Regions from separate parts of the Homo sapiens genome. Here region 2 is linked to region 1. The links are chromatin loops, found by intact Hi-C in ENCODE. Cell type or tissue: heart right ventricle. All regions are shown on one strand. Each heading gives the region's core, and the rest is flanking DNA. Links, peaks and the distances in the headings are about the cores only.

Region 1 (15,144 bases), core at 3,762-11,761:
TGACTACACAGCTCAGTTTGCCCAGGACAGTCCCAGTTAGTGCCTTTAACCTTCCTAATTAGCATTGTCTTGGGGTTCTCATTTTTTTATTTTATTTTATTTTTATTTATTTATTTATTTTTGAGATGGATTCTTGCTCTGTTGCCCAGGCTGGAGTGCAGTGGCGTGATCTCAGCTCACTGCAACCTCCACCTCCCGGTCTAGCAATCCTCATGGCTCAGCCTCCTGAGTAGCTGGGACTACAGGCGTGAGCCACCACACCCATCTAATTTTTGTATTTTTAGTAGAGATGGGGTTTTGCCACGTTGGCCAGGCTGATCTTGAACTTCTGACCTCAAGTGGTCCGCCCGCCTCAGCCTCCCAAAGTGCTGGGATTACAGGTGTGAGCCACCACGCCCAGCTGGTTTCTCATTTTTTAAAATAAAGTATCATTACGGGTTGCATTAAAATATGCCAGAATGGGCTTGATAGACCTTTGCTTTGTCCTTTGAGCTTGCCTGCCCCTCCAGTCACATGTGAGATGCGTGTGCAGTGAGCAGAGTTCTCAGTGAAATCTAAATCTGTCCAGCAATGACGTTCTTCTCTTCTCCCAGGCCTTTCACAGTGCAGCTGAGCCAATACCTCCTTGAATGAAGCATGCAGGTGCTCTTGATAAAACAGTGTGCTGACACACCAGTGGCTGGGGCAGTTAACTCCTCCCAGTCCAGCATGGTGTGGGAGTAGTATTTGAGACTGCTACCCCAGCCAGCCTTGTGGTCTCTCAGCCAGCTGTGCCGTGGATCACTCCATAGCTTGCAAAGTGCAGGAGCCACTGGCCTTTAGTCAGATGAAACAGTGAGAATTATAGCAATTTATTCGTTAAAATATGTGTTGGAGAGAGGCTTAGCCATTATGTGTTAGAACCTATAGATGCAGAGAATAGTTTGGCATGCCCTTTCTGCAAGGGTTTGTCACATTTTATAGGGTATACATCTGAAGTTATTCATTTATTTTACTTTTTGGTAATTTTTAAAATTATTTTTCAATAAACCCTTTTGGTCGCAATTACTCTCTCCCCAAAAGCACCTTTTAAGGAAAAATGGATTACTGGATTTGTCAAGAAAGTTGATATTGAACGTGTAACCTGTCAATATTTACCATTCACATAAAAGTCAGAACAGTATCACTGACCAGATTTCTAAAAGAAAGAAATCTATTGAAGAAGGCTTCACAATTTTTAAAATTTTAAACATTTCAAAGATGAGCATGTAAGAAACACAATGCAGCATTTTTGCATATTGTTTTCAAAGAATGACTTTTCATTTAGGTGAGACAAGTAACTCTCAAGATAATTTCATTCTTTCTGGAGTTCAGGTTTTCTCGCACACATGTAAAAATGTAGGTATAGCTTTTAATATCTTGGCTCAGTTAGCAAAAGAGCTTTACAAACAGTTAAGTGATCCTGCCAATTTTATATCACAGCCATCTCATCAGATACTTCAAATAGAAAATCAGTTAATTCGAATTTTTTTTTGTTTTTTTCCATGTGATTCATGGGATAAGAGGAATGCTTTTGGAAGTTCATTTTGTCAAAGGTAACACACCTGATTGTGCGTGTGATTGTAAATCCATTCAAAAAGCTCAATGTTTATGATCAAATTATTTATTTTTGTAGTGATGATATATGAAAACTTTTATGGAGAACAATGTTTTAATAAAAACAACATCCTCACTAAATTAAGAAAAGTGTAGCAGAAATATACCTGGATTGATGGTAAGATACATGTGTATATAATTCATAATTTAAAAATTAATAAAATATATAAAAATATTTTAAGAAAATAGTAAATAAAAGATTTTATTAAAAATGGGAAGATGTAGGTCAAAAGACATGAAGTTGCAGTTATGAAGTACAAGTCTAGAAATTACAGCACAAGGACTGTGGTCAATAATATTATATCATATACTAGAAATTGCTAAGAGTAGATTTTAGGTATTCTTAACACACACACACACACACACACACACACACACAGAGAGAGAGAGAGAGAGAGAGAGAGAGATAACTGTGTGAGATGATGGCTATATTAATTTGCCTGGCTGTAGTAATCACTTCACTATACATTTGTATATTAAAACATCTTATTGCATACCGCAAGTACATATGATTTTAAAAGAAAATAAATTAATTAAAATATTTAAATAAAATATACAAGTATATAATATGAAATGTATTTTGTAAAATCATTGAGTATAGAATGTACATATAATTGATAATTGTATCCAAACGAGTTGTGATATTGTACTCTTAGAATTAGAAGCTGCCATTGTAAAAATGTACAGATATTTATATCTTTACACAGAATGATTGAACTACAGATTTTTTTCAATACTGAAGTTAAATACAAAAACACACCTCACTGTGGGAAGAACACACTTGCTCTCTTTGCCCCCGTCATTGATCAGATTTTAGAAATATGTCAGCCTTTGAAAAACTTCTTTGTATCTCACTGTAACTATGCTACACTGGTAATGAGTGTATGAATCCTTTAAATCTTGTCTGCATTTTTGCCCCAAATCAAGTGGAAATCTTAAAAGTATTCAATTACTGGAGTATCAGGAAATTCAGCATAGGCAGGTTTTAGAGACTTGCCATTATTAAAACCACAGCCTGCCAGCTAGAAGATATTGCCGTATTTCCTCACAAAAGCAGAGTAGGGAGTGACAAATTATAGGATGAGGGCCCAATGGTAGGTACACAAAATTTAATTTCAAAATTGTATAATTTTTCCTTAGAACAACTACGTTATGGAAATAATTTTTTCATGAGACTTCTGTATTTTACTGGATAAATTTTTATTCTATATCACAATGGAATGAAGTTGAAAAGGCTTATAATATTGCATCATCCACATTTGGTCAGATATTCAAAAGAATCATAAAGAGAGACAATTAATATGAGAGCTTGATCTTGCTAAAGTTTTCATTAAAGACCTATACACTGAGTGGAAGCAGAAAGATAGTTCCTTTAAAAATATTGGGAATGAAATATTTATGCTTTCCAGTAAAAAAAAAAAAAAAAAAAAAGAATTGAGAACATTTTCCTTTGGTAGGATTTGCTCTGAGCTTATCACTTACCCTTAGGTGTTTTCAAAAATTAAAATAGTGTGGACTTAACAGAAACATCCATTGAAGACGTCAACAACTTCAAGTCGCACAAAATGCAACATTAAGGAAGAGACAAAAATTACTGACACCAAGCTCGTATCAAACACAAATACTTTTAGAGAAATACCAGGACAGAATTCAAAACATACAGTTACAAAACTGCTCAAGGTATGTAAATGTATGCCAAGACCAATTACTATTTATATTACTTTTAAATGTTTATAATTAACATAAAGAATGTAAAGAATATAAAGTTTTTATATTTTGCCTTAATGTATGTGGACTTTTATTTTTTCTTTTTTGACATAGGGTCTTTCTCTCTGTTACCCCGGCTGGAGGGCAGTGGCACAATCTCGGCTCACTGCAGTCTTTGCCACCTCAGTCTCCCAAGTAGCTGGGACCACAGATGCAAGCCATCACACCTGGCTTGGACGTTTTTTAAAGAAAGATTTTAGTTTTGAAAATAGTTTCTGAATAAGAGTGATTATATAGATCCATGATTATGAGAAAACCAGTTTGTCAGTCAATAAATAGACATTTCAAAATAATATAATTTTAATTATTTGTGGTACCTACTTTCACTCTCAGAAGTGTCTTGGTGTGAATGATAAATTATATGGCTATTTTATTAATAGCTTTTGTGAATCTTTAGGTTTAAAACATGGTAGAATTCAAAACGCTGAGATTAGATGGAAAAGGCTTGGAGGCCCAGCAGCTCAGTCCCTGGGAGCTTCCTTCGCTCTTCCAGATTGATACTTTAGTTCCTGTTGTGCCTTAGTGGTTTTGCTCCACCATGACCCCCTTTCTTAATTGAGTAGCTCCACTCCAACTTGGACAGTTGTCTGTCTGGCAATGGTCCCCTCACTGTGGAGGCAATCACACTTTTAGCCAGAGAATTTTGGATTTAAGAGAAGAAAGAGTACTGTCCACATGGTCCTGAAGCGACATACATCCTCCTCAGCTGACAGGATTAAGAGATTAAAGTAAAGACAGGCATAGGAAATTATAAAAGTATTAATTTGGGGAACTAATAAATGTCCATAAAATCTTCACAATCCACGTTCTTCTGCCATGGCTTCAGCTGATCCCTCCGTTTGGGGTCCCTGACTTCCCGCAACATACTGTCCCTCTTCAATGGCTGAAGCTATAGGATGCGATGCCTGAGAGCATTGAACAATCATGTTTCTCAACTTTGCACTTGAGGAGCAGAGGTAGCCAGTCTGCAAACAGAAAAGGAAGACAGCAGATGCAGAATGAAAACAGTATGTTTGATATCCAGGGTGTGGTTTTTCCTGAGACTCCCCTTCAGTTCCACCAGCTATTATAATATTACAAACATTTTTATAATAAATTAACCTTTTGCTATTGTAAATTTAAGTTTACTTGCTGTTGGCAGCCAGAAGAGTCTTTTCTTTTCCACCTGAGTTTTAAGCAAATTAAGACATTGAAACAGGTGAAGGAAAGAGAATGTCAGCTTTATTTCTCCTCAGCTGATGGAATCACATGGCTTTGCATCTGCATCAAGAGGACCTGCTCTCCCTCCCTCCCCTCCAGCCCAACCTGGAGAATGGTGGGGTCTGCATAACAAGCATAGTCTCTCAGCTGTCCCAGTGGAGAGCAGGGCAAGAAAGCCTATTCCCAACTTCAAGGTCTTTTAGTAGATCAGCTCCGCCTCATCCAGAAATATGGACCAGCAAGTAACTTGCTCCTCCTAGGGAGTACTGAGCTCCTAGCGGGACTCAGTAAAGGGCAGGGTGTGGGGTCAGGAGAGTCACTCTAACGGAAGTTTTTTAGCAGAGAGAAAACAAGGCCAGCAGAATAGAGGAACCCCACTGTGAGTTGAAACTAAAACCTGAACCTTGACTCTCAAGATTTGTGAATGCCCCACTGTTGGTCCAACATTCAAATGGGCAGCTAGAGAGAGTGGGGCTGGGCACAGCCTCTTAACCACCGAATTGTCTTCTGTTTACAATTCTGCAGGCTCCTTCCCCATGTTTTGGTTGGGATCAGTGCAGAAGCTTCCCTGGTTTGTCTCTAGCACCTCCCACCACTGCCTAAGATTCCAGACGGGTATCACTCTGTGGACACCCAGCATATACAAACCTTCATAACATTACACGAAGATGCTTGGAGCCTGGGAAGGATCTGCTTTGAGGGGAAAGAGCAGATTTAGCTAATAGACATGGCAACTGGTGAGAAAGGTCATCTGCTTCAGTGGTTGATCACTGAGGCATTCATGAAAACAGCTAGATGGAGAATCGCTCTGAAAGTTCGTGAACAATAAGATAGCAGGGGAAATCTGACTATAACAGTAAATCTTCAGTGTTGCTCTTGGCAATCCAGAGTTTTTCACAGAGAGAGGCTAAGAGGCTAACCATATATTTAAAGACTGCCCCCTTTCCTGGATACATGTCTACTGTAAATGGCTTTGATTTTTCAACATAGGATGACTTTTTCCAGTTTTGCACATTTGAGTGCATGCACACTGCTGTTTGGAGTTTTAGATCTTTCTAAAATCCGATTCACACAGACACCTAACCTCTTTAACCCCTTTCTGCCACCTACCTTCTCTGTGAATACAGTGCTTGCAGCCTTTCAGAGACAGAGGTTTCAGAATTTGGCAGCAAAAAAAGTGATGGCTTCTAACACATTTACAGTGTGGTTAACAATAGCAGTTGCTGAACTCTGCCATGGCTGACTAGCTTTCCACTGTTAAGTGTGGTCACACTGGTAACATTTACTTAGGAACTGGGCACACGAGTTAAAATGTTACATGCACAACCCATTTGGGGTTTGAGGTATTCTCTTCTACATACGTTTTACTTGTTCATAAAAAGGAAGCTCTTTAAAAAAAAAAAATCTGATGTTTAGCTCCTGTTGATTCGTAATGGCTGAGAAGGAGTTTGAAGCATGTTTCTTTTCATCTCCTTTCAGCTTTTAATTTTTAGTACTTTCACTTATGTCTGTAAAAAGCAGTTAAAAGTGAAAGTCCCCTGACAGGAGTGTGTAATTGGCAGGCTGGGGTGGAAGGCAGGGGCTCATGATGGCTTTAAGAGAACGTGAAGAGGAAGCAGAGCTGTTCATTGTCAATGGTAATAGCTTTTAAGAGAGGCAGAACTTATGATTTGAGCTTAATTTCTAAATGAAGCTCATTTTCCAGTGTCCCAGCCCACCTCTCAGTGGCCTCCCGGCTAGTGGGTCAGACTGCGGACACGCCATGATGGCACACAGAGAGAAGACCGGAGGGAGCAGAGGGACAAGGGAGAAGCAGAGAGCAGGGGAGAAGAACTTAGAGGTGTATAAGAATTTGTTTATAAGTGTGTAGCCTGTTAAAACCTGACGATCCAAATGGGATGGGTGGCCAGAGCTTATGCCCCGAGGTAGGAGAAGGTTTCTTTTGCTTCTCAATTTCAGAATGTCTGGTAAGCAAGTGATTGAGAGTTCTGGGTTTTTATAGGCAAATAGAGAAAGGGAACAAGGCATGAAGTTTTATTAAAGCAAGGTATGCTTCTATGTTTCACAATAAGTTATTAAGTTCCTCTACTTATTTTCTAGCACTGCAATATATATGCATATTCTAATGGGGAGTTATTAACTCTTTGAAGAGATGAAAGGCAAAGATGTGAAATGTCTGGGAAAACAATCAAGTCAGTGATATAAACCATTAAGTGCAGTGTGCACCAAGAGAGGAATTTTCACCAGGAATGTAGGTGATCCCCATGTTGAGACCTAGTATAGTTTTGGATGCCACATCTCCGAGGGGATCATCCCCCACGTGGATTCCTCTCATCAGAATCTTTCTTGTAGTCTTTGTCCTAATTTATTTTTTGTTACCATTGGAATCTATAAGATGAGCAGATAATTCAGCAAGAAACAAGCTCAAGTGAGTGAACACATGACAGCAGGGACTGAACCAGAGGGCAGAATGCAGAGAGGCCAGGAGGGAATCTGTGAATTAGCAGGAGATCTTCTTGGGGAAAGGGGAGCAGAGTGCTGGCAGGTGGGGCGGGGGAGGGGCTGAAGCCCTCCCAGCAGTGGAGGAAAGCATGGGTGTACCCACAGGGAGGGCACAGGCCCAAAGGGTACAGGACAGAAGTGAGACCGAAGTCTGAATTGAAGGCCCTGAAAGGTAAAATTAGGAGATTGCCTCTGGTGGCAACTAAGAGCATGTATGTTCTTGGGCATGGGTTTGAGAGGATTCAGCAAGTGACAGGATGACAGCCAGGCAGCCGTACGCAGGGCGGACTGGAATGGGAAGCTATCCCGCACGGAGAGGTGGACAGAATTTGAATCATAGTACTATCATTGGAAATGAGGGGGCACTGAGAAATGGAGAAGACTTTCGGAGGAAGAAACGACAGTATTTAGTGACAAATATAAAGGAAGGAGTCAGCAAACATTTTCTGTAAAGGACCAAATAGTAAACATTTTGAGTTTTGCGGGCTGGTCTCCAGTTGATTTTTGTCACTATTCGGCTCTGCCATGGTAGTGTGAAAGCAACCAGAGAAATACATCCATGCATGCGTGTGGCTGTGTTTGCCCCAAGGGCCACACCATAGTTTGCCAATCCCTGATAGAAGGGATGAAAAAACATTTTCAACCTTAGAGAATAGACGTAGACATTAGGTAAAAGCTGTTAACCTTGTAGCCAAGATTTCATTTCACCCAATCAGAATTGCTGAGAACACTGTCTTCCTGAGATACTAAACTTCCAGCTTTGCCCAGGTTCTCCTGCCCAGCATTCCTTGGCGTGGAGCTCGAGGGTGACACTGGGTTTGCGTATGCAGATAAGAGAAAGGGAACAAGTTACAAGGTTTGATTAAAGCAGCGGCCCCTCCGTCTGGTGAATGGCTCCTAGTTTACACCACGTAGCTGATGAAAATGTCACAAAGAAATCTCGTGAGCACACTGGGGAAGTGAGTTGTTCCTGGTAGGACACAGTTGGTCCTGGTTTTTACAATTCCAGTGCAGCTCGGCAGACAAGGGGCAGACTCGATGGGCATAGTGCAGGAAAATGGGTTCTTAAGGGTAAGGCGAGAGGTCCCAGCTACTTGTGAGTGGCTTACTTTTCCAAGGAGTCGATAATGATGGAGAAAAGGATGTCCAGAGGGTGGTCCATCTAGCTTGGCGCCAGAGCGGGAGAGCTGTGGAAGCTCAGCAGGAAAGACTGAGCGTGGGGACTGTGGTCTCTGCAGAAAGTGGGTGGTTTCTTTATGGGGATACCTGCTGGAGTGTGCTGGTTTTTAAAAAACAGGTTACTGGGAAGAGCATTATCCACAACACAACATCTATATATACCAACACATAGCATATGCACACTCCTCTACATGTTTATATATACACATCGTTTCTGGTTTATTTTCCTCTTACTCAAAATACATTATGTCGCCCAATTTTGTTTTCTCATTTAATGTGGAGCTCTTTATGGTGGTGTTAACTGTAATTTTAGCTCTACATTTTGTGAGGCCCGCCAGTGTTGGGCTGGGGATTAAGGAGAGTGTCATCTGGATAGATGGCAAGAAGGCAGCACCGCTAGATTTTTATAGGACAACCAAAGGCTGGGGTTTGGAGGGGTTTTTTGTTTGTTTGTTTGGTTGGTTGGTTGGTTTTTGCTCCCTTTTCTATTTAAACAAAGATTTTGCCTCATTTCAAATTTTTTTTTAGTTCAGTGATTCTGTGGATATCTGCAGAGTGAAACGTTACATTATTTTTCCTCAGGGGTGGCAGATGAGTTAGTCGACCCCTTAGGGAAGACTCTGCCTGGGTCGACCCCTTAGGGGAGATGCTGCCTGGTCCCTTCGCCCTCTCCCTGCAGGGTGCCATCCTGGCCTGCCTCCTTCCAGGCAACCCCAACAGAACTGCGGAGCTGAAGCAGCCTCTCCCCTTCAGACCTCAGAGAGCATTTGTCTGACCGTGAGTTCCGCCGCAGCCTGGCCTGTCTTTCGCCCTAGTTAGTCTTTAAGCTCCTGAATGCCCGCCGCACGCCCAGGGCTTTGCACACGGTGGGCACACGGTGCCTTTTGAGCGCGGGAGAGGGTTGTGAGCTGTTTGTGTGCGGAGCCTGTGTCTCACTCATCTTTGCAGCCCCTGGACCTGCTAGAGAGCTAGCACACTCACCAGCGCTGGCCGCGTGAGAAGCGAGTACGTGAGTGCTGACACAGTGATGAGCTTGACCCCATATGTAGTAGAACGGGTTCCCAGCCTTGTGTCTGAGCCCCACCCACCCCCCTCTTGTCCTCTTGTCCTTTTGGGGATTCACTGTCAGAGGAGATGACCTCAGGAAGTTAATGAGCCAATGAGAGATGAGCTGGTATTTATTAATGGCAGGCCGATGCCTAGGAGTGCCTGTCTGTGCTGGGCTTTACCGGTATGCAGAGATGCAGCCCCCCAGTGGGCTTGATGTGAGATCTCCTCCTCTCCCTCCCTCAGCAGGGCTTGCGGGGATCCTGAGGATCAGAGCCTGAGTTGTCTCCCATGCTTGAGCTCAGAGGGGACTGAGCTTCCCTTCTCTCTCAAGACACAGGAGGGAGAAGGAGAGGCCAGATGGCACAAGTGTCCCACACTTTCACCCCAGATTGGTCCAACGTTTAGTCAAACCAGCACATGAATGGTAGAGGGACAGAAGTAAGAACAAGAAAGAATGATAGATGCCAAGATGAAGATTTTGTACATGAGAAGGTATTTAAGGGATCTTGCAATTTTCCTGCAGGAGAAAAAGAGAAAATGAGGAGAAGGAAAGCATTTGTGCTGTAAGAACTAACCTATAAATTATACTTAAATAACTTCCTCAATAAGCATAAATCATGCAGTTACATAAAATCATATTGATTTCATTATGTTCGTATTAATACATTTTAATTTTTAGGTGCACATGCCTGAAGGCACAAGGCTCTTAAACACATAATAATCAAAAAGCTAATTAATCACAAATGGGCAAGTTTCCCAAATAATTCCAGGAATAGGTACAATTAAGAAATAATACCCTGCGCACAAAGTAGAATAAAAACACACAAGCAGACAAGAAACTTCATTACAAGCCATAAAAACCAAAGAGAAAAACAGAAGAGTCTCATTTCCTAAGCCAGGTAATGCCTAAGCCAGGTAATGTATTAGGAGGGCTATTGGAGGAAAAGGGTCATTTCGTAGACCTGTGGCCCTAACCATGCCTTTTCTCTGTTTTCCTCATTAAACTGGTGAATCTTGACTCATGCCTCTGTTATATTAATGATTTCTTCTAGCTTTGAGGGATCTAGAAGTCTCATAAGCACCCCTTTTATTTCTCTGAGTGGCTGCTGAGAACCCTAAATAGAACAGGGACAGGTTCAGGAGTCTGTTAGAGGATACAAGAAACCTCTTTCCATGTGTACACATTCATTAATCAGAACTTTTCACATATAAAGGTTCAACAAGTTTCAGATCCATCTAAATAAACAGTTGAGTCCTCTTTTCTCTTTTGTGAGTATATTCTAGGGACTTCAGCCAAGTGCTTTGCTATAATCAGAATATGCTTTATTTATGGCATTTTTTGGCTTACCCGCCCAGTAAATGCAACCACAAGAGATGATAAGAATGGGATGTTAGTCAGCACTCTTTTAGTTCCAAGAGTCAGAAACCCAACTAAAGCAAAAAAAGGAAATTCAATTGCTCACATAATAGGAGGCCCGGGGGGTGGGCTTGCTTCTGATTCAGCTGAATTCAGGCCACACAGCTAATTAGAGGGAGAGCCAGTTCTGGAATTGACTTCAGGTCCTCCGACTCCCAGGGCAATGCTCTTTCCATTACCTGGTGCTACCTCTATGCTACCTCAATCAATAGCAGCCAAATTAAAAACAAAATGAAACAAGAAGGGCATGTCTTCTCCTTGGGGTCACTAATAATTTATTCTGATTTTACCTCTCAAGACTTGCATTGTTCATGTTCCTGAAGGAAATTAGCAAAGGCTTTTGGGTGTCTTTATGAAGGAGAAATCATTGCTTTCTACCTACTTGTATTCCACTTTGTGTCCTAAGCTAAGGTAGATGGTTTGCCCGTCAATTATTTGTCCATCCATTTAGTCTGAAAACATTACTCAGCATTTCCTAGGTTACAGATGCTGTGCCAGGCACCCGAGATTCAAATGTGATAAAGACATTGATAATTTGGTGACAAAGGACAATTCAAGCAGAAGGCCTAGTAAATGTAAAAACACAAACACTTTCATGCATTCATTCTTTTCAGCAAAAAATATGTATTAAGCACAAAGTAGGTGACAGGAACTGTGTGTGCTAGGTGTCATTAGTAGGCATAAAAAAAGGAGAACATAGGTTGGGGACTGCAAATAGTTCATTATGGCAGAAGCACAGGTCTCACATGGGAGAATATGGGAGTGAGGGAAAAATGTAGACTGATGTCCAGTCATCAGACACACTGGGGACCCTGGATAGGTTTGACGCAAGAAAGTGTCCTTGTCTGATTTTCATCCTAGACACTCCAATTGCAGATGCGTGGGTTGGGTTGGAGAGGGGTGGATGGCAGGCTGGAAAACCTGATGGAGGCTATGGGAATATTTCCTAGGGGAGAGGGTGGACACTATGAGGTGGCGGTGGTTGGGATGGAGAGAAACTAGGTTCACGAAGGAATCCAGAGGTCAAAATCAGCAAGTCCTAGTGACTCATCTCATGTGACAGGTGAGGGAGGGAATGGAGTTCAGATAGTCAGGAACCTTGTGAACAGCGAGGTTATTACCTGAGACTGGAACTCTGGGGAAAGGAGCTGAGCCGTGTTTGTGTTGTATCCACATTAACTTGAGCAGTGCCTGACATGTAGGAGGGACTCAGTCAATGTTTTTGAGTGAATACCTGAATATTACAAAAAGGACCATACCAGAAAGTACTGACAGGGGAAGTTATCCTAATTCAGAAGGCCATGGGAGGCCACCTGAAGAAGTGATATTTAGCCGAAGGTCTAGAATGATTTGGAGGCAATCAGGGAAAATAGAGAAGTTTGCACTCTTTGTGTTCGAGTCTCAAATGCCATCCAGGGCGCCTGTGTCTTTTCGTTCTGGCTGCTGCCTCTACCTTTTTCTACTCCTGGCATTGCCTTGTGGCCTTCTGTTCCTGAGCCTCTTCTGTGTGTGCAGGGAGGCAGCAGGTTGTCCAGGGTGATAAGAATGGTAACGTCATAGTAACTACTGTTTATTAAGCGTTTAGTTTCCTGATCTCATTCAGCAGCCCTCAGTCACAGAAAATGAATGCTGAGTTCTCAGAGTTTATTGCTGTCTAAGTGGGCACGTAGGCCCTAGTCAGGGCCCTGCCAGGTTCCCAGGGTGGGGAAGGCTTTCTGTACCATTACAGATCACAAGAGTTCAAGAAAAAATGACTTTATGAGGTATCTTTAGGTTATCTAAAAAAAAAAAATTTAACAACTATTGATCCAGCCAAATGCACTGTTGTATCTCTTCATTGGGGATTTGTGTTCTCCCATGGTATACAGGAGGTTTGAGGATACTTAAGGAGAGTATACAATGCAGTAAAGTAGGGAAAAAATAGAAAATTAACATAAAAATCTGGACATATATATATATATATATATGATAAAGTGAATCTAGGAATGTGCCAGATGTGTTGTAGTTTAAAGAAATATTGTGTGTATTACAGATTCACAAATATGCAGCCAAACCCTTAAATGAAGCATAAGTAATCTGCCAGCCACCTAGTTAAAGCAAGTTTTGTGAATTATAATGAAATTCTCTCCAAGTACACATTTCTAATGGAAGGAAATTTACTTTAGAGGAACATTAAAAAGACAAAATTCTTGATCGTCTCAGAAATGTGGGTAGCCTTGTCTTGCATAGTCATTCTGTAATAGTAATTGGGACTTGCCTAATTGCATTTATTATTTAGAGAGGCTTGGCTGCATTTAAAAGTCTAAACATTCATGAAAATCTGTTCTAAATGTCTAAAAGTTTTTCAGTATGAATTTAAAGTTGGGACATTCTGGCCTTAGGGAATTCACCCCACAATTGGCTGAACTATTTTTGTTGAAACACAAAGTAATCATGGTTTCAGTTTGTAAATTAGCTATTGCTGTGAGCTGCTGTACCTGGTGAAGAGAATTTTCTCTGAAATTGACAACTCTCTTTCCAAATGTTCCACTACAGTCTTATACTGACATCCCTTGACATCCCTATGGGTACAGTCATGAGATTCAAATTGTACATTCTTAATCTTCCCCCAAAATGACATCTGTGGCTTTTTTTTTTTTTAAGAGATGGAGTCTCACTGTGTTGCCTAGGCTGGAGTGCAGTGGCATGAACATGGCTCAACTGCAGCCTCAACCTCCTGGGCTCAAGTGATCATCTTGTCTCAGCCTCCCAAGAAGCTGGGAGTACAGGTGCATGCCATGCCTGGCTAAATGTTTTTTGTTTTTTGTTTTTTTTTTCAAGAGATGGGGTCTTACTGTTGCCCAGACTGGTCTTGAATTCCTGGTCTCAAGTGGTCCTCCTGGTTCAGCCTCCTGAGTAACTGGGATTACACGGACAAGCCTTCAAGCGAAACTCCATCTGTGGCTTTTAATTAAAGATGGACGTATTGTAATCTATGTGGCCATAGGGAAATAATAGCAAATAGTAAAATTGAAAGAGGTACATCTGACAGTAATAATAAAAACTTTTTTGTAATTCTGGAAATAATGTGACACCGCACTGCTACTCAGAGATAACAAATGAAGCTTAATTGAAGTTCCATGAAACTCTTGCCAATAGGAATTTCTCATGGTGTATGATTACCATGTGGAACGAAAACTCTAGGTCCTAGACTCAGACAATGACTATGATATAGTCATTTCATGGGGATATTGCCATTTTAGAAAAAGTAGTGCTTGAAACCTGATTCAGCGTTTTTTTATTTTTATTTTTATTTTTATTTTTTGAGACAGAGTCTCCCTCTGTCACCCAGGCTGGAGTGCAGTGATGTGATCTCAGCTCACTACAACCTCCATCTCCTGGGTTCAAGCATTTCTTGTGCCTCAGCTTCCCAAGTAGTTGGGATTATAGATGTGCACCAGCACGCCCAACTAATTTTTGTATTTTTAGTAGAGAGGGGGTTTTGCCATGTTGGCCAGGCTGGTCTTGAACTCCTGGCTTCAAGTGATCTGCCTGCCTTGGCCTCCCAAAGTGCTGGGATTATAGGTGTGAGTCACTGTGCCCAGCCCAGCATTTGATTTTGACTGTGTGTTTTAGACATTGATAATTTTATAGGACTTTAATCAGGTTTTATACCTGATACGTCTTAAATTTAATGTATAATTTAGCATATCATTTTAAAACAAAAATAGAAAAATATTTTAAGTGGGTTTACGTTTAGTAATTTATATCATATTAATTACATTTGTTACAGTACTCAACTTCAAGATGCACAGCCCTATGTGTGTAATTTAGTTTGCTGTGTTAGGGTAATTAAGCATGAGCTGCTGCAACAGAAAAAACATCTCAAAACCTCAATCACTTAGCACAACGAGGTTATGTCTTGTTCTTGCAAATGCTCCGAGTCTGCAGTGGTTGACCCCTCCATGTGGTAACTCAGCATAAGCAGCCAGGGCCCTTCCAGACTGTGGCAGTGCCAGCCCAATAGTAGTTCTGGGGTCAGGGAACAGAAGCATGGAATCGTCACACCAGCTCTTGAATGTCTCTGCCCAGAAGGGACACGTTTCACTTTCACACATACTTTATTGGCTAGAATGAGTCACGTAGCCCCATTAGACTATAGAGGGGCCAGAAAGTGTAGCACAAGGAATATTCGTGTAACAGTATGTTCTCTGCCGTGTCATCTTGGAAGTAATTGACAGCAGTAGTAACAGCAACAACAACCAAAAGGGTTTGCAATAGTATAGGTTCTCTCTAATTTGTAAATGGATTTTAATTATACATTTTGTTTGATTAATGTGCATAGTTGACACAGCCACAGAAGCGGAGTGCTGTAACGAAAGCTATAGGGACCTAGGAACCTGGGCACCTTTCTG
Region 2 (15,144 bases), core at 2,913-10,912, 120 kb after region 1:
AAAACCTGGTTTTTTAGCTCAGCAATTTTCCACTCAGCTAGAAGTCTATACTTCTAAATTGGCCAATGATTTGTAAGTAGATGTGTTTAGTGGTATTTCCAGAAGTTTCTTTAAAAGTTGAATTGAGGGTATTCTTTTTTCTTCCTGCTACTTCATTGTGACTGTGATGGCTAGTATTCTTGCAGCCATTTTGGGCCATGGTGCGGACTTGGCAATGGAGACTGTATGGAGTGGAGCAACAACATAGAAGAAATAGCCTGGGGCTTGAATCTGTGTCACTTCAGCCCTGGACTTGTAGCTGAGAGAGAAATACCTTGTTTAGGCCACTTATTTTTTAGATCTCATTATTGACAGCCAAAGCAAAACCTAGCTATTACAGTACTGGGAAATATACCTGAGGAAAAGGACACATTATTTAGTAATGATGGCTTACTGTGCAGTGATCCTCAATAAGTATCTAGGGCAAGGGCTGACCAGATTGTGAATATTTTTGACGTTGTGGGTCATAAGATTTCTCTCGTAACTACTCAAGTCTGCAAGTGCAAAAGCAGTCACAGATAAAATATAAACAAAGGAGCCTGGTTGTGTTCCAATGAAGCTTTGACTACAATATCAGACAGTGGAATGTGAATTTGGCCCATGGGCTGTAGGTTGCTAACCCTTGATTTGGGGGAGGGGGATACATGAAGTTTTTTTTGAAGACTCTGACTCCCAAATTCCAAAACCCTCTACTGGGAGATCATCCTTCCTTGAGCACCCTGTGCCCATCCTCCCCATCTCCCCACCAAGTCCCTGACTACTTAGGTGATAGGAAGTGAATGGTCTCCTGACCTTGAACCTTGACCTCAAGATTTATTTTATTCCATAAACATATAAATGAAATATAGCCTGATAGTGCAAAAGAGCGCCGACCCTTTCTTTGCCTAACATCAAAGCATGCTTAAGTGTGAGACGTGATAGGACTGAGTGAAAGACAAAGTCGTTAGACACGTTGCATGTTATTTTCTGAACAAAAACAGATCCCAAGATGTTTCAGGGAGACATAAACTGCCGAAGAAGAGCCTAATTTCATAATATTAGACAAATGGAGAAATTTTTTCTTGATTACAAATAACAGCTTGTGCCCTGAAGGAGGATAGATGTTCAGGTTAGAAGAAAATGGCGTTTTGTTCCAGCCAGTCATTTAGAACCTTCTCCCAGAGGGTCTTTGCCACTTAATCTATGGGCCACTTAACGTGCAGAAGAGTTCTTGTAGTTCTAAACTTAATGTAACAAAAAATAGAATGGTGATTACCTGTAGGGAAGGGGACCAGGTTGCCATGTCCTTTGACATCTTTGGAATATGGTACTATATGATGCATTGACTAAATGGGAGACTTGAGAAGGCAATCATGTATGTCAGTATATGAACTTGATATCCCCTCCATCACATTTGTAATATGAATACATTGATCATCTTCAGTCTCCAAGTTCATGCACCTTAAGGAATTATGGTGTTGTTTTTTGTTTTATTCTGTAACACCAGTTGCTCAGAATATTTCTTAGCAAAATGGGGTATGAGGAAGAGTGAAGAGTATCCCAGGGGAACTTAGCCATTGCCTTTAGCTGCCAACACTTCATTTGGAGATGCCAGCTGATTATTTATGAACTGTGGAGATGGACTGTAAGACAAAGTAGACCTTAATAGGTCAGATTTGGTCTGGCTTTAAGACAGACCTTTTTGAGAGTGGGAATTGGGGAGTAAAATTTTTTTTTTACTACCATCCCTTTCCTTTGATTGCAAGGAGGGGTTTGGTGGTGAAAAATGCCCCAGGTATCTGCAGCAAGGGCAGGTTTGAAAGGGTGGATTCACTGATGCCCCTAACCCGATTCTGCTCATAGACTCACTCCTTGTTCCGGGGACTGCTGGCCTGCCACTTCCTGCTCACAGTCGCAGATGGGGCTTCCTGAGTCTGTGCACTGTCAGTCAGAGCTGAGATGCTAGAGGTGAGCTCCTCCCTCAACCCCAGGTCACTAAAGGGGCCTCTCAGTTCTCTTCATCCCTACTTGAACTTCCTCATGGTTATATTCCCTTTTGTGATCTATCACTTGCCATTTTTTATAATTTGGCTTAAGTGGGTAGACTAGAACACTTGTGACCATGTCTGACAGAATTCTCAAGAGGGTCTTCACCATGAGAGGCACCTTCTCGGTGTGGCTGGCCTGGCTTCCCAGTGTGCATGAGTCATGGACGTTGACCTGGTCAAAGCTCTTCCTCCTGCAGTACTGGAGCAGTGCATTCTCCTTCCTGTCTCCCTCTCTTCATTCTTTTTTCCATATGTTCATTCATTTTCACTTTGTCAAATTACACCCAATAAAAATGCCAATGCATACAAATTTGAAAATAGAAAAGATGAGATTCACCCATCATCTCAACACCCGAACACAACAGCTCTTACACTTTTACATTTTCCCAATCATGACTGTTTTCCATATGTGCGCATCAGACGAGTTTTCGGCCCTTACATAGAGAAGTTGGTATATGCTTTGCATTGTCATCCCTTGGTCTTGGGGAGGGTTTTTTAACCTCTGCACTACTGATATTTTGGGCCTGGTAACTCTTTGTCCTGTGCATTATACGATGTTTAGCAGAATCCCCGGCCTCTACTCACTAGATAGCAGTAACAACCTTCCTACCGTGCACGCGCACAGACACACACATACACGCACACACATGACAACTAAAAATATCTCCAGTGCCCCCTTGGTAGGCAAAATTGCCCCCAGTTTGAGAACCACTGGGATTTTCTTTAATGGAGAATGTCTTATGCTTCTTATAAAAAAAGTTTCATAAAATTGTACTTCATTTTATGTTATGAGCAGTGGGGAGAAGGGATAGAACACATCACAGGAGGAGGTGTTCTAGTGGGGGCTCTTGTCCCAAGGAACAGAGAGACCCACTTGTTCAAATGTAGGACAAGCTGGACAAATTAACCAGGCTTTGGAAAGAGCAGGAACTGAGGCAGTTGAAGGGTCTGAGCTTCACTCTTTCCATGGTGTCACCACTTCCCTATTCCATTTCATTTTCTCACACTTATTCTGTCTCTCCCCACCTTCCCACCATGTCGTTTCTGCTCTTTTTTGTCTTATACAGAGTTCAGAATACCCCACCTGGGCCCCGAGTCCACATGACCTTCACTGTCCAGCAATCAGCACCAACTTCAAGTCCCTTGTGTTATTCTGATGGTCTCAACAAAGGGACCGGATTAGCCCAACTCAACTTTTCCTGCTAGATCAGAGGCAGTTGGTGGATGGGCTCCACTTGAGTCAGATGCTGCCCAGGGTCTAGTTAGCCACGTGGGTCAGGTGGACAGGCCTCCGGCCTTCTCCTATATGTCAGTAGGTTTACTGTTCTTACACATCCTTCTTTATTTTCTCTTTCACCTGAACTACGTAGCTGCTGATTTAGGCACCACCACTTCTAGCCTTCCTTAAACTTCATGCAAAGAGATGTGCCATAAATACATTTGCCAATTGATTCTTGAGTTCTTGTGCTGTGGAAAACATTGGGCTAATTGCTGTGGGGTCATAAGGGTATGGAGGCAAGATTCTGGGGTGTTTGTTTGTTTTTGTGTTTTGAGACAGGGCTTTGTTCTGTTGCCCAGGCTGGAGTGCAACTCCTAGGCTCAAGTGGTCTTCCTACCTTAGTCTCCCAAGTAGCTAGGACTACAGGCATAGGCCACCACACTTGGCTAACTTTTTTTTTTTTTTTAATAGAGATGGAGGTCTTGCTTCGTTGCCCAGGCCGATCTTGAACTCCTGGCCTCAAGGGATCCTCCCTCCTTGGCCTCCTAAAATGTTGGGATTACAGGTGTGAACCACTACACCTGGCCAAGATCCCGGTTTTTATGGAGCTAAATAACATGCGAAAAGTGAAATAGCAATAAAAAATATGATGTAACAAGGCTGGTTAAGCCTAATGAATGGCCTTCCCAGTTTCTTGCATGTAATTAACACTCAGGAAACTTTGATTGACTTGAAATGGAAGGTACCCATCATCCAGGGCTGCAGATTCAGAGGAAAGAGGCCTTCAGTCTGGGAAAGTTTACCAAGGAAACCGAATAGCAAGCTGTGTATGTCTGTCTCCCTTCTAATCCCTTATGAATGGGATGTACACAGTCCCAACTCTAGTTAATGTGTGTGAACTACCTGTCATAGAAACTCAGCTTCCAAAAACTGTTGCCAGGATAGACCCACTCATGGTGGGTACTTTAAGACAAAGGGAATTTATCTCAGGATACACCTGAATCAAAACTGGAAAGCTCTTCAGAACTGAGGGAAGGTCTAAGGGCCAGAGACCCTCAGCCTCTGGGTGCCTCTGGCTCTGTTTCTGTCCTTCCTTCTGCTGGCCAGTCTGTATCCTCTACTTCCCCACCATACACACATTAACATCTCTTCTCTTTCTACATTACCTGCAGTCTTTTCTAGCCAGTCTGCTTCATTATCCAGTGCAAATTCTGGAGGGAAATAGCCTGACTGACTGAGCTAAACACCATCATGCCTTTCAGGCAGATCCCCTTGCATCAGGCTGCCTCCTGGGGTGCTGGGCCACCTGCACATGGACCACCGTTGGGTTAAGAATCCATTGTCAATCTCACTAGGGGCCACTTATAAAACAGCCCAGCCCTACTCGCCAGAGCAGGAAGCCCTCGGCAGAGCAATTTCAACCTGGAGGGCTCATCAGATTTTTTACACCGCCTTCCTCTTTCTCCGACCTGCCACCGGTCAGCTCCATGTGTAGAACTCTGTGTAACTGCAGCTTATTGTTGGCTCATTCTTAGCTTTTATTCTCTATTTGCATTTAAACTTTTCTAGGCTATTCCACATGATGGAAACTCCTTAGAGGCCTGTGGCATAGTAAGTGCTATGGTTTGAATGTTTGTGTTCCTCCAAAATTCATGTCAAACAGGAATCTCTATTGTGTTGGTATTAAGAAACGAGGCCTTTGGGAAATGATTAAGTCATGAGGGCTCTGCCCTCATGAATGGGATTCGTGCCCTTATAGAAGAGGCTTCAGAGAGCTGCCTGCTCCTTCCATCTCTTCCACCTTGGGGAGGACACAGTGTTCGTCCCTTTTGTCCTTTGTCCCTCCGCCATGTGAGGATGAGTAAGAGGAGCCAACTATGAAGTGGAGAGAGACAGCCTTCACCAGACACCAAATCTGCTGGCACCTTGATCTTCGACTTCCCAGCCTCCAGAACCGTGAGAAATGCGTTTCTATTGTGTATTAATTACTCAATCTAAGCTACTTTGTATAGTGGCAGGAACAGATTAAGACAATAGCTCATTTTCGTCTTCCTGCAATGTTTATATCAGTGGAGGGAGACTTACTACATAATGCTTGCTGGATGGTTAACTAGTGCTTCTTCCTTCCTTAGAGGAACTGTTATTCAATGACTGGAAATAGTTTATGAGAAGTAGAGTCCACGTAGTTTAGTGGAAGAGCTCAGAATTTAGAATTGGAAGGCATGGGTGAGTCCTGACTTTCACACCTTAGATGTGTGATGTTGGGACTTTTGGAGCCTTAGTTTCCTCATCTACCACCAGGAGTAATGTCATCCATAAATGGTAGCTAGGAAAACTAGATGACACTATCTATGTGAAATGCTTTGAAAATTTAAGACAGTTTCCAAAAAACGAGTTAGCTATTAGAGTAAAAAGCCAGTGTCATAGTCAATCTAACTTGTACTTTAAAATAAAGAATAACCTCAGTACAACTGGGAGCCTTGGACTTGGCAGCCAAATGCATATAACTGGGAAGTTGGGATAATGAAGGGAAACAGAATGAGACTTTGTATAAAACTGTCATTTGGAAATGATGCATGTTATTCCTGCAATTTAAGGAGGAAATTTTTAATTAAAAAAATACTTGTAGGCCGGGCACGGTGGCTCATGTGTGTAATCCCAGCACTTTTGGAGGCTAGGGCAGGCGGATCACGAGGTCAGGAGTTTGAGACCAGCCTGACCAATGTGGTGAAACCCCGTCTCTACTAAAAATACAAAAATTAGCCAGACGTGGTGGCACGCGCCTGTAATCCCAGCTACTCAGGAGGCTGAGGCAGGAGAATTAATTGAAGCCAGGAGGCGGAGGTCGCAGTGAGCTTAGATCATGCCACTACACTCCAGCCTGGGTGACAGAGCGAGACTGTGTCTCAAAAAAAATAAATAAATAAAATAAAGACTTTGTAAAGTGGCATCGATGCTGGTCAGCAGAGTTATATAGCCAGTCTGGGTGTTCTCTGGGTCCTGTGTTGGGAAAATGCTGTGGACAGTGGCAGATGAGATGACATTTCTGGTTTGCAAATCACATCCTGGTCTTATTCCTCTGGACAGAGCCAAATAAGTGCAGTTATCTGAACTTAAAGATAGCCTAGCGCTGAAAAGCCAATGACAGCTAATCTTGAGAGAGCCATGGGTACAGGGAGCTTGTCAGAAGTTGTGTCTCCTTGAAATTGGCAGCATGCAGTACCAAGGGGATGGCCAGACACTGCCAGGCCTCTTTAAAACTCTCCTGGCTGCTTCCTTTTCTTTTCCATTTTTATTGTAATGCTGGTGATGTGGGTATAAGAACTTTTGTTGTGGTGGTTCAGACAGCCGAAAAAGCAATTCTCACAAACTGTTTTTAGCCTGGATATCTGTTTTCCCCTTCTTCCTTTCTCTTTCCTCCTTCCCCAAGCTTTCTTTTAACAGCTTACGATGGGTGCATCTCATTCCCATCACATAGCAGCCCTGCTTGACACCAGCATTAGATGAATTAAATCACAGTTTGTTCAGTCCCCAAACACCTTGTTCCTCCTTGTTGCCCTGCACATCACCATTTGCCTAAAGATTCTTCGGGATTCCCTTCAGTGCTGTCCTGGCAGGGACCCAGGAGTAGTGTCTCTGCAGAGAGAAGGGCAGAGGCAGAGAGACTGCTTGCTCAACAGCAGCTAGGCAGGGAGAGAAGCCGGGCGCTGAAGGAGCTGTATCTTCAATGTTCTGCTGTTGCAATGCACACCTTCATGAAATCCTTTTTAACTTTCACTTAGCGGTTTTCAGCGAGTCTTTGGCTATTGTCTTCCCTTGGCATCCTGGGCACCTTTTTGTAGTGTGGCGATGGAATGCTCTCTTTCCAAGATGAGGGATGAGAGTAACTCACATCCTTTGATGTTCCCTGCCCCACCCCCTCATGATTAGATTCAAGCAAGTTAAACACACACCAAGAGCAACCTGTGACATGATATAAGTCACAGAATTGCTGGCAGAAATGGGGTAGGGTGGGGCGGCCCCGCCCCCGCCCCCTCATTTTGGGCAGTTATGAGTGACACTCTGAATTGTTCGAGGTTTTTAAACTTGTGCCCTCCGTTCACAAGATCACTTCTTTCTGGCTACCACCCAAATTCGATGTCCAGAGCCAGCATGGGAGTCTGCCCCTCATCCCCGCCTAACTCACTGTCCATCCACCTGTGTCTCCTGAGTTCTTCCCATCCCACACATGGCTCAGCCTTGAATGTACCATAGCTCCCACAGTTAATGATATTGTCTTGAAAACGAAGAGATTTATGAATTTGGATACATCCTGGCCCCTTCAGAGGGACCATTATCTTGACTGTAGATCTTGGAGTTAGGTCTCTAAAGACAGGCCTGTGATTTGTGAGAAAGTCTCAAGGATATGCAGGTAACACCTACTGGAGTCACGCTTCACCAGTTCACATTTCTGAGCAGCACAGACAGGTCTGGCAGTCTTGGGCCTCACGTTGCTGGTCTTCTCCAGAGCAAGAAACAAGCTGGGCTCCAGGATCACACAAGCAGGGCCGCGACTGACACAGGGGTGCAGGCTGAGGCAGCTCCCATGTCTCTTGTGCTAATTCTTTTCTTTAATTTGCTCATAACTGAGGCTTGAGTAGCAGCCAGGAGGGTGAACCAAAGAAGGCAAGGGGCCAGCATAGACAGGGATGAGGTCAGCCCCGGGGGGAGGGACTGATGATGTGCACAGATGTCTGCCAGGGGTCCTAATGGCACCCAAGATCCTGGGTGTCTGTCTTAGGAGGGATGTTTGGTAGAGAGACAAGTGGCCAGTGGACACTGTGGATATGTGTGGTGGGGCAGATGAGTGGTCACAGAGAAATAAGGCTTAGGGGGACAGCGATCCAGTCATTGGCAGAGTGGAGTCCTAGGTAAGGCCCAGTTACAGAGGAATGTGGAGGCCACAGCCTGGGATGCGGGACTCTGCTGTTACAGCAGAATCATCAGCAAGGCTGCCCGCCTGCCCTGATGGTGAGCCGCTGGCCAGGCTCCAGATGGTCTCTCCGGAGAGGTGGGACTGGGCTTGGAATCACAAGGCTGAATCTCAGATGCGCAGGTGGTGGGGATGGTTAAGTTAGAACATCCAGGCATCCAGCAGGTCTTTACAGAGGCTTCAGCTGGTTTTTTGCTTTGTTTCTGTTTTGTTTAATAGTGTACAGCTTCATAGTGATCTACATATTCATGTATGGTTTAGAGCCAGGGAAGGTGTTATCATGATTGGAATTTAATTGGGTGTCTAGTAAGGAAAAAGCAAGGTAGAATGTTCCATGACATTTACAGGAAGAAGATAATGCCTGAAGGAGGCCTGGTACGAATGAGGGAATCCCTGTTTTCTAGTGGGAACTACCTCAAGGAAAAGGCACTCATCAGACACGTAGGAAATGAGTTCTCAGACTCAGACATCCCCAGCCTGCAGGTCCAGATGAGGGTACGTAATAATGTTCATACTCAGATATCCCAAGTGCATCGCCACCTACCTGCTGTCATGGATCCCAGTATCCCGCAGAGCCCCCCAGAAGTATTTCTGTAGGTCCCAGGGGGTGTCCACAGCAAGCTAACTTCCACTGGACATGACAGTGACTCCCATTGGGCCCCCAGGGGACACCACCGTTGAGGCTTTGGGGCCATCATGGTGTCCAGTGGTATTTCAGAGCTGTACGTTTCCCCACTGTCAACTTGTCACCTGGGACTTAAGCAACTCAGCTTTGAGCCCCGCCTTTCTACCAGCCTTGCAAAGCCCCTCTCCCACATCCTCCTTAGGCTTTCCCTCCAGGTAAACCCATGCAAATAAAGGTTTGGATATTTCACCTCAGACCTGGTTAGATCTCAGTTTTGACTAATTTCTTTTCCATGGGAGCACAGTTCAGAGATGAGGACAAAATCAACAAAATTCCAGTTACCTAATAATCTTTTGTGAACATAACTATAGTCATGCATCACTTAACGACGGGGATACATTCTGAGAAATTCGTCATTAGATTTTGTTATGTAAGTATTATGGAGTGTACTTACACAAACCTAGAAGGTGCAGCCTACTGCACACATAGGCTGTATGGGGTACAGTGTAGCCTATTGCTTCTAGGCCACAAACCTGCACAGCATGTTACTGTATTGAATACTGTAGGGAGTTGTAACACAATGTTAAGTACAGTATCTGAACATATCTAAACATACTTCATAAAAGTGGCAGCGTAGTAGGTTTGTTCACACCGCATCACCACAAATGCATGAGTAATGTGTTGCTCTGTGACTTTACACTGATGATAATGTCACTGGGTGATAGGTAGCTTTCAGCTCCACTATAATCTTATGGGACCATCATTGCATATGCAGTCTTTCTTTGACTGAAATGCCGTTGTGCAGTGCATGACTGTATTTTATAAGATGAGCCTAATTTGTGTTATACTTCTCGGGAATGAAGGCATACCCTGCAGTAGGTTTTGGATTCTGTGTTTGACAGATGTGGCTGCTTTTCTTTGCTTTCACTTTCCCCTAAAGGAAATAACAGTAGTAAGATGAAGAAAGAGGAAACTAGTAGTGAAAATTAAGCAGGTGAAATATTTATATAAGGCAGGACAGCTGTGGTCTAGACATTTACACAGAATTTTACTAGAGTAATTGCTTATCTCAGAATTCATTCAATATGCTAATTTCTCGTAGCAGATTGCCTGTCCGGCAATGCACATGGCATACAATTTTTGAAATTCTGCAGTGATGATGGAATAAGCATTTCTAACCCATTTCTCTGTTATAGCAATTGCCACATTGCCTGGTGTTTATACGTCTTTTCATCACTGCACTGAGTTACTATCAATTACTGGGTCTTTAGCTTTCTACTATATTTGGGATATAGAACAGAGTAAGTACTCAATACGTATTTTTGATGAATTAATGATAAAGAGAAAGAAATTCCATCAACAACGTATGTTATATTGTTTTTTCTCCAGAGGTAACTAACCTAACTTGATATATAGGCCACAACTTAACCTCAGTTGGCAGTGTTTTCCAGCTAGGTGACCAGAACTCTTTACTATCCATTATGATGATTTCTTGAAAGGGAGAAACTGACTAGGGTGGAGAATACTCCTTAGAAACAGAAGTTGGGTCCTAAGTAAATTGATGATTTAAAAATTATTTGGTGCAGGCCAAATATTCAGATAGGGAAAAGGAAAAAAGGAAACAAAAAGAGAAGGGATTTTAACGAGGTTGGTCATATCCTATACAAAATACAGTTTTAAACTCTTTAGCTTCCAGGAGCAGAAAACTGTAGGAAGTATGTAAATTATTCACGGTTACCTGGGAAACCCTTTCTGACAGGAACGGGGGAGATCACAGGGTTGGATGGAAATTCAAGCAGTCAAATTGTAATGTGTTTGTGTGTAAGTTTGCTTGTTTGTTTGCCACAGATGAGGAACAGGGAAAATTTCTGAAGGAAGGTAACATGAAAGGAAGAAAAAAGCTTGTCTGTACAGGGAAGGCAGAGAAACTTCAGGTCTCTTGAAGGTGTAATTTCCAAACCACTCTGTCCCTAGACCATCCTATTTGGAGTGACAGCAATAGTGGACCTCTGACCCGGGCTGTCAGAACCCCTTTCTAGAAGCAGCTTCTTCCCGCAAAGGCATGGTCAGTAAGGGAGCCTCCACGTTGGCAGAGTGGGACTCCACGCTTTGGCCCCGTGGACAGATCTGAAGATGGGCACCCAGCAAAGCTGGGCAGGCGAGGCCTCTTCTCTGTAATGTTTGGACAGAAAACCAAAGGGCGCTTGGATTACTCCTCCAGCGGCTGAAGCTGTGAGTACCTAGGAACCATCCCCGGCCACGTTTCCCATCAAGGGGAGAATGTGGTGAACAGAGATGAGAGATGGAGGGAAAGTGCTGGTGTGCCTGAGTCCCTGGTTCCCTGGTGTTCTGGCGCCCAGCCGCATGCTGCCCTTCCCACAGCCTGGTTATCCAGTCCTTCCTCAGATTCCCTAAGCCGGTGGTAACTCTCCTGTTGTTTAAGCTGGTTTGATGTGCACTGCCATCACCTGAGATCAAATGAGTTCTAAAACACATGCAATTGCAGACTTCAGGCACTGGCAGAGGACAAGAAGGAAGAGGTAAGAGGTTGAAGTGATCAGCTTCCCTCTGAGAGAACTCTGGAGCACCACAGGGTTGAGGCTGAGGTGACCATTTCAGTATGAACTGAAAATGGCTTTTTTCCTTATAGCTAGAACGGCTGAAAATCAGCACCATGTCAGGTTGTAACACATCTGTTCCAGGGATCACAGGATGTCCCATAAATGGGTTAAACACTTACCATGGGTGAGGCAGTTTGCCATCTGTGATATTTATGGTCTGAGATATAAAAATAACTTTTAAAAAATGAGTGCTTGTCCTCAAGAAGCTCACAGTCTGATAGGAGGTATCACATAGGTATATGTGATTCATTGTGAAAAAATGTCTTAAATTAGAAACGTGTCACCATGATTTCAAACAGGGGTAGCACCTTACTTTGCCTTATATACTCAAGAAATGTTTGCGGATTGTGGTTCAGCTGAATCTTGAAAAACAAATAGGAATTTGATATGGAAGGGGCCTAGAAATTTCAGGTAGAATGTATATGTCTGTCTTTGTACATGTTGCCCACGTATACAGACAGAAATGTAAGAGTGAAGTAGTGTGAGCAGCATAATAGGGAGGATGGGAGAGTTGGGAAAACGAGGCTGAGGAGATGAGGGGCTAGATCCTAAAGCCTGTATTCCCTTATAAAAATGTGGGCTTTCCTGGTAGAAAATGTGGAGAGTCATTAAATAATCCTACTATGTGCAGTTTTTAAATGATTACCTATCTTAACTTTGTTGGCCAAGGGTAAGGTTGGTGGTTGGAAAACAGGTCAAGGAAAAATTTAATAAATAGTCTGAGTGACAGGAGATGAGAGTCTGGGCTGAGTTAGTGCCGGGGGCCTTGTGGGGAGAAGCTGACAATATAAAAAAAAAGACAGGAGCTCAAATCTATGGGAAACGGGGCCAGTTCAAAGGAGAGATCGTGGGGATGAAGAAACCACATAACTCTCAGAGTCCTGACCTGTGCGGCCAAGAGTTTGGTGGTTGGAATGGAGATGAGGATTAAGTAGGGGCAGCAGTGCTTTGGTGGAGAAGATGATTTAGTGACTTTTGGACTTCCTGAGTTTGAGGCAGGACACAGGGGAATGTTACCCTAAGAGCTCAGCAGAGAGAGGCCAGGATTGGAACGTGTACTACTCTTGACCACTGGAGCTCCAGACATGACCCAAATGCCTGGTGAATGTCTAGAACAGGTGAAGAGCAAGGTGAGGAAAGGACCCGAGGGAACACCAAGGTTTAAAGGATGGTGGAGACAGTGAGTGAGGAACTAAGAAGGGAGACCCAAGAGATGGAAGTCAAAGAGCAGAGGCTGGGAATGAAAGCCATTGGAAGGTACAGTCTCTTGCAGGAGTGAGACTGTAGTGTCATCAGAAAACAAGCGCAGACCACATGGATTTGACAATGAGTAGTCTTCTAGTAGTCAGTTCAATGGTAGAAAAATACTTTGGATGATCATGTTTCTTTAAATATCCCACCCGTTGTGTCTTTACTTGTATTTATTCCACAAATGTTCATAACTAGAGAATACTTGATTTAATGGATTTATGCAAAGGGTTGGTGTCTCATGGAGCAAGCAAAACGTCCTGACTCTGGAAACCAGACCTGCCTCTTCATACTTATGTGTCTGGTAATAGGCATTTGAAATAATACTGCAGGGAAGTTTCACGTTGCTGTCATTTACCCGTTCTGATTTTCCTTCCTCGTATAGCTCACTTGAAGGGTGGGATAAGATGGCTGAAAGCGCTCCTGTCAGCCCTCTCTGAGAAGGGAGAATTACACAGACGTGATGATTGGCTATCAGAGTTCCCCAGCACTGGGGTGGCCCACTTAAGACAAGCCTCATTAAATTCACTTCATCAAGTAAAGCCGGTGTGTCTAACTTAAGAAAGAATGTGGCATGCAAATTAAGACCTGAAAATATGAATGGAGTCTGAGCGATGCTTTGATCAGCATTTCTTAATATGGCACATGGGGGAGAAAACTTCTTAAAGTTGCATTTACTTCCCCTCAGTTTTGTATGGCAGGGGAATCTGTTCACCTGCTACCTAGAATTGCCTCCTCCAAAGGAGAAACCCACTCCTTGGGAAGCAAAGTGCAATACAATACCAAGTATGCACAATTTGAAATTAGACTTGACCTCCACTCACCTCACAAACTAAAAACAGCCTCCCCAAAATAAGAGAAAGAAAGCTGGGAAAGGAAGGTGTGAGGAACATATTGCTGGGAAAACAGATAAGAGTTGATTATATTTAGAATTTTTTTCAACCCAGATTGAATCAATGAATACCTATGCATTGAACATCTTAGTTTTGGGATTCCTACTGCAGGAGAATCTATTTAAATATGAATCCCAAATAAATTTATATCATGTCTGATATAGGAATAAATCTGGCAATATTAAACAGATCAAATTCTCAAGACAACTAGTCTGAATGGAAGCTATTCTTAGCATAGTTTAAGTAAAGGAGATCAATATAGATATTCAAGATTGAAAAATCCTAATAGTTAATAGAAAAACAAAATTCAAGGTCCCTCTAACCTTCAAAGCCGAGCTGTTTCAAGTGCTTCTCAAGAAACAAATGTCTCTTAGAGAATGTAGCCAGGGCCCTCTAAGGCAGGTGTGCTCCTGCATCCTGTCTGTGTGGAGTCCTTCTTCCATGACTGGAATTGTCTGAGATCTTGGATACCACTCTGCCCCACAGGCAGCTTCACTCAGCCAGTGGCTGGACCAAGTGGAGGTCGGAAATTGAACCCTGTACCATGTGACCCGCTTTATGCATTTTACATACTGTAATTATACTGCTTGACTATTTTAAATAATATTTTTACTTAAGTTTCATGCTTCTTGCAATAAAAGGAGAATTTTTTTTCCTTCTCAAGCTATAATGTAAAAATGTCAGGGCAGTTATTATACTCATAGTTGCAAATTTGTTTAATTAAAATTACACTCAACTGTTCTGACACATTTTTAAGCAACTGTGAAAAATAGCTATTATGATCTGTTGGTATGCTTCCTTGAGTGGCTAATAATTTTGTTAGATCATGATTTAGTTCTTTTTCATCGGTAAATATGAAAATTAAAGTTAGATAAAACGAGCCATAATTTCAAACTTTGTATTTGTTTATCAGTTGGGCTTTTGAATTAAGTTTTAAAAATCACTTTTTCACCCTATGCCCCAATAAAAATTCAGAAACTGTATCTGTTAAAATGTCCCGTAGGTGTATTCTGTGGAAAAATAGATCCAAAAAATTCATAGCAGATTATAGGAGGAGAATCTCTTCACAGGCGAGACGTGCTCTACAGGCGTTTCAACTCTGAATCCGAGGTCTCAGATTCAAGGATATGCTACAAATCTATTTTAAGTTGTTCTCCATTCAGTTGCTGACACTCTAGAAGGGCCATTCCAAACTTTTTGTGGTGAGATGGGAAGAGTGTTCTTTTTTCTTTTTTTTTAAATGAGATGAAATTCACATGACATAAAGTTAGCCATTTTGAAGCGGGCAATTCAGTGATACTTAATGTAACGACCACCGCTATCTAGTTACAAAATATTTCCATTACCCAGAGGAAGCCGCATACCCATTTAGCCCACCCACTCTTCCTTCCTTCCCTTCTTCCTTTCCCTTCCTCCTTCCCCCTTCCCCCTTCCCGCTTCTTCCTTCCTTCCTTTCCTCCCTCCCTCCCTCCCTTCTTCCTTCCTTCCTTCCTTCCTCCC

What was found. Hi-C counts contacts between places; a loop is a spot of excess contacts. Peaks named below come from ENCODE experiments on the same cell type or tissue, not always from the same donor. Only the 100,000 strongest peaks of a DNase experiment are listed, where the experiment ranks them.
Region 2: a loop joins it to region 1, with 1.9 times the contacts of the local background. A loop is called at or near these places in 4 of 110 quality-filtered maps.

What each region holds. Positions count from the first base shown.
Region 1 is chr6:5,501,393-5,516,536 of GRCh38, forward strand. The region is part of intron 4 of FARS2 (phenylalanyl-tRNA synthetase 2, mitochondrial); the gene reads left to right. Among named protein-coding and RNA genes, the nearest start is that of FARS2-AS1, 51 kb to the left of the region's middle. RefSeq lists an enhancer at 5,975-6,104. In heart right ventricle, for the core only: no CTCF peak of the experiment used is centred there; a DNase peak (open chromatin) is centred at 7,909.
Region 2 is chr6:5,617,519-5,632,662 of GRCh38, forward strand. All of the region lies in intron 6 of FARS2 (phenylalanyl-tRNA synthetase 2, mitochondrial), which reads left to right. Among named protein-coding and RNA genes, the nearest start is that of FARS2-AS1, 170 kb to the left of the region's middle. RefSeq lists an enhancer at 9,632-9,901. In heart right ventricle, for the core only: no CTCF peak of the experiment used is centred there; no DNase peak of the experiment used is centred there; H3K27ac peaks cover 1,013 bases.